2 separate regions of the Homo sapiens genome follow, and region 2 is linked to region 1. The links are chromatin loops, found by intact Hi-C in ENCODE. Cell type or tissue: endothelial cell of umbilical vein. All regions are shown on one strand.

What was found. A loop is a pair of places that touch in the nucleus more often than their neighbours do. Peaks named below come from ENCODE experiments on the same cell type or tissue, not always from the same donor. Only the 100,000 strongest peaks of a DNase experiment are listed, where the experiment ranks them.
Region 2: it touches region 1 in a loop (5-fold over the local background); 22 of 110 quality-filtered maps call a loop at or near these places.

What each region holds. Positions count from the first base shown.
Region 1 is chr11:35,615,097-35,617,596 of GRCh38, reverse strand. No RefSeq gene overlaps it. Among named protein-coding and RNA genes, the nearest start is that of FJX1, 2.1 kb to the left of the region's middle. In endothelial cell of umbilical vein, a CTCF peak has its summit at 1,252 (motif pointing left); a DNase peak (open chromatin) is centred at 1,216; H3K27ac peaks cover 81 bases; H3K27me3 peaks cover 263 bases.
Region 2 is chr11:35,942,924-35,945,423 of GRCh38, reverse strand. LDLRAD3 (low density lipoprotein receptor class A domain containing 3) reads right to left here and starts at 1,362. Exons shown (of 6, transcript NM_174902.4): 1 at 1,280-1,362. The coding sequence starts at 1,325. RefSeq lists a silencer at 1,012-1,451. In endothelial cell of umbilical vein, no CTCF peak of the experiment used is centred here; DNase peaks (open chromatin) are centred at 1,003 and 1,593; H3K4me3 peaks cover 1,540 bases; H3K27ac peaks cover 909 bases.

The DNA.
Region 1 (2,500 bases):
GGGGAGAGGGGAGTCAGGGACGACTTTTCGAAAGAAATGATACCGTTTTGTCCATGAGGAAACTGAGGCACAGAGAAGGGATGGGTGTTGCTCAGGATTGCACAATTAGCAAGGGGCGAAGCTAAAAGTCAAACTCAGGTCTCCTGGCCGCATGCACTTGATTTTCCCTCCATTAAGAAAGATCAGTATTTTTTTTTTAATCAAGTCAGCATTCTCAAGTTTGAAATTCACTGTCATTTGACCACTTTGTTCCCCAAATGTGATTTTTCAATTAAAAGGATTTTTCAAATGGAAAGGAAAAAAACCTCAATCCCATACTGCATTTGATTTACTGCTTTTACGATTTAAGGGAAAAAGAAATGGTGGTGGTGGTGGGGGAGGGAGGTGGTGAAGGAGCAAAGAAAACAAAATGAACAACCTCTTCACCCCAACACATCTTCCAGCCACCTCTGGGTTACATTTACCAGGAAAACTTGGATGCCAGTCGGCCCTCCCTTACCTCTCTGTATCAGAATGAGTCCCAGATCCACACTGAGATTCCCAGGGTAGACACAAGATCAGGGGCATGGTGGAATCCACCTCTCAAAGGCCAGAGTTTGAAATCTGTTTCCTTACATGGTGTGTATCTTTTCTCTCCTTTCATCTTCCCATCAGGTGCACATGGGGGTTTTCAACTGGACTACCTCATCAGTTGGCACTGATTATGTTTTATTCTCCAAAGAAAAAACGTTCTAGGGTGATAGAGCGTTCCAGGGTGATAAAGCAGACACTCTTATGTTTATGGCTGAGCAGAGGCATCAAAAAACCACATTTGGAGTATTGCAGCACTGACCCAGGATACAGTCAAGTGTTTTCACTGGTGTGGTTAAGTACATACTGGATGAACTGTTGAATCTGTTCCCAACCACATGGTGGCTATACCATGCCATTTTATAACTCTTATCTGATAATGAGATTACTATGGCTCCCATATGGTTGCATCGAAATATATTAATCCATTCAAAGGTCTTATTTTTTTGGCCTATGTAAGCCCCTCCTCATCTTTCCCTAGCAGGCAGGGACTATGTCTTATTTTTTTATTTCTTATACCACCTAACATAGTATATTACACTAAATAAGCACTCAATAAATTTAATTTTTTTGTCTTTTGGTTTAACTTCTACTGGGATATATATGTATTTATTTGAAAGGCAGCCTCTTTCAGCGTGGGCAAACTATAAGCAAGATCGCCACCTAGTGGGCATAAGTAGAGTATCATCTAATTGGAGAAAAGTAGACATTTTTAACTGGATGATTAATTGTTGAAGTTAAATTCGGAAGACTATTAAATGTCTACTGTGTACCAAGCTATGTCCTAGGGGATATGGAGAAATCCAAAGTAGTTGGGGTCTCTGTCTTTTTGGCTGCTAACAAAAGCTGTAAGTAACTACCATTGTAAACTTCCTGGGGAGTCTGTCTTGTCCATTGTTTTATGGCTGCCTGGGCACAATGCCTGGCACTTAGTGTGTGTTCAACAACAATTTGCTGAATACATCGTTAGAATGCTAATGAGATGCAAGTAGCATGTATCAAGTTTTTTTAAATTAAATACCTTACTACTAAATAATGCAAAACAATTTTGTCCAACGGTTGTGAGTTATTGTTCAGCTGATTAAAGAATACAAAATAAGAACTTCCACTCATTTGAAAAAGAAAAAATATTGGTGAGGGTTTTGCATGATAGATGTGAGGGGAAGCACATGATTTTAATTCTGGGAGGGCTGGCTTCAAATCCAGAGACTAGAAATCCTGGAATCTCCTAACCATATTGCTGGTACTGATGAAAAAAACCCAGACTTAAATAAATTGACTAAGATCGTACACCTCATAAGATGGACTAATTTTATCATTGAGCAGCCCTTTGCCTATAGCCATAGGACTGAATGCATCATGTACCAGAACAGGATGCATTAATTTGTTAAACTTTAACAAATTAATTGAAATGCAGAAATACAGAAAACCAAAGGAACAAACACTGCCCCTTCCTCAAAGTGGAATGCAGTTTTGGAATGGTATTTGATTATTTGAGACAGGGTTTAAAAACATGCCTCTGTTTAGCTGTTAGATGAAAATACTCCCATTCTCCTTTATTTTCTGGACTGAGGACACTCCCCTGCCACCTGTGGCCAAACCACTTTGGCTCTGTGGGGTAGCATAGTTAATCACCTCAGTCACTTCTGCCCTCTGGCAGTTGCTTGGGGATGAGAAATCCATTTGCACTTTTATGACTTTCTTAATACTCCTTAGAATTTATCCCTGAGCCTGAACTTCCAATATCTTCAAACTTTTCCACAGTCCTGTTTGAAGAATGATCTGGTTCATGTAATGGTGCCTCCTGGGGGAAAGAGAGGAGGTGGAGTTGAGGGTTGGAAGCAGGGGAGGAGGCTTGGAATTGGAATATTTTCCAAGTCTGGCATTAGCACTTTCTGGCTTGTTCCTTGTTCTAGTTATTTACTTTCTG
Region 2 (2,500 bases), 330 kb before region 1:
ATCTAAATGGGGTATCAGAGGAGTGGAGATGATGTCATGGGTCTGAGAGCAGGAAAGGCTGCCCAGTGGGCTGTGAGGATGCCCAGGACCAGGGACATCAAGGAAGAGAGGAGATATCCCTTTAACGCATTCATAACTCCAAGGCACAGCTAAGAATGAAGTGAGCCTCAACTTAGCAAACCCACAGGCCACCAAAGACACCTCGACAGCCAAGCTGCTAGAAGCACTTGGCAAAATAGGGCAGCTATTGGACATGTGGATGGCACAAACACCAGGCAGGCAAGATTCTGCTGAAGAAAGTTCACTGGGCCCTGTCACCCACATTCTAGGCATCAGATGCCCAGAAATAAACGTCAAGGGGCCAAGGGCGGGCCCAGTCCAGGAGGGACAGCTGACAGCTGTGGGCGGCGGGCAGGGGCAGAGGAGGAAGGGCTCCCAGGCTGGAATTCGGATCATGCCCACATCAGCAGAAAAGTTCCTGGGAACAGCACGCTGTCTGGAAGGGAAAGAGGCTTGCTGCGGTCCAGGCCCCGGGATGCACACGCGGTGGTGATGCCAGGTTCAAAGGGCCGCCGGATGAAGCCCCGTGTCCTCTCCCAGGGCCCCTCGCCGGTCAGGGCGCCCATCGCGGGGCAAGTAGGGTGGTCAGACGTCTTAAATAAAGCTTCGGTTCCCAGGATCAGTGGGGAAAAATGAATTCCCAGATCCGGCCTTGCTTCAACTCACTTTACCCAAACCAAACAGTCCCAGAGAGGAATGAAAGGAAGCAGCTTTGCTACTCCCTCCGCGGTGCAGGTGGGGAAACTGAGGCACGGAGTGCACGCCAGAGACTCGGGAAGAGGCCCAGAGGAGGCTAACGCAGCCGCGCGCGACCAGGCGTCTGGGAAGATGAGACCAGGGAAGAGTTCTCTCCTCTCCTCTCCTTTCCTTTCCCCGCCTCCGTTCCTCAACACACACAACACACACACAGCCACACTCGAGCTACGCCCAATCGGGGCAGCCGCCGGGCTCCCCAGACCCGGACTGCACACAGAGCCCCGCCCGCGCACACAGCACAACACGACCCGGCGCGCACGCCCACACAATAGGACGGCTCGCACCCCGCGGCGGCCCCTCGGCAGGGTCCGGGCCAGCCCGGCGCCGGGGTCCGCCCTCCGCGCTCACCCACGCCCGGAGAGCGGCCCGCGCCCGGGAGAGGACGCGATCGCACCCGGCCGCTGCGCCCCGCGCCCCGCGCCCCGCGCCCCGCGGGAAGTTCGCCGGCCGCCCCCCGACTCACCCGCGGCGCTGCTCAGCAGCAGGCACAGCGGCCCCAGCAGCCACATGGCGCGGCCGCCGCTCCCGCTGCCCGGCGTCGTTGCTGCCCCCGCGGCCTCGGCGCTGACCCCGCCCCTCGCCGCGCCGTCCCCGCCCTCCCGCCTGGCCCTCCTCCCTCCCGCCTTCCCCGGGCCCGGCCCCGGCCCGGCTCCGCTAAGTTTTGCAAGCGCCTGGGCTGCGCGTGGCCACCCGCATGTTACCCTGGGTGTCCTGACTCCGAGGGGCCGCCGAGCGCGGCGGAGGGTTCAGCCTTTCGGTCTCTCAGCCTTTCAGCCTCCCAGGTCTGGCCGCGAGGATCTTCTAACAGCCTGGGCTCTGTTCTCTGCTTCCTTTTGTCCCTCTCATTTCTGCCTTTGCTTCCACACCCAGCGAGATGCAGCGCCCAGACCAAAACTTGAGTTCTTTACTCAAACTACAAAGTGAGTTTACTACCGAGAGAGAAAAAGTTAAAATAAAGGGTCAAATCTTATGAGAAAATTGTAGTATATTTTTAGTAGCGAGTGTGGAATACCAGTGCTTCTCAAACTTTAATATGCATCCGGCACACTTGACGATCTTGTTAAAATACTGACTCTGGTTCAGTAGATCTGGCGTGGAGCCTGAGATTCTGCATTTTTAACAACATGGTGGCTGATTCCAAGGCTGATGATCCGGGAGCCACCGGTAAGAGCAGCTGACACCTACCATGCACACAGCGTGGACCACATGAGTTATTTTGTCTGCATAGTGTCCACCTTGACCTGTTGAACGTTTGGGACCCAATTTGGAAAAAATAAAATTAAAAAAAGGAAAAGGTCATGAAAGGCAGATACCCAAATGCAAAAAATATAGCTGCACCAATGCACTTGCTTCCAGAGGGCACTGGTGAAAAGCCCCAAAAGACTTAGATGGTGGAAGAAGGGGATGACACTTCTGTGCTCCACTCTCTCTGATCCCCCACCCAAAAAAAGCAAAAGACTAACGCAAATAATTGCCAAAAACTGGAAACAACTCAAGTGTCCATCAATTGATAAATGGATCAATAAATTAAAACTTTTGGGGGCAGTGGGACTGTTCTAATCTTGATTATAGAGGTAGTTACACAACTGTATACATTTGTCAAAACAATAGAACTGCATCCCTAAAATCCACCCCTCAAAAGGGTTGAGTTTATTTACACAAACTCCACCTGGCTGAAAGAAAG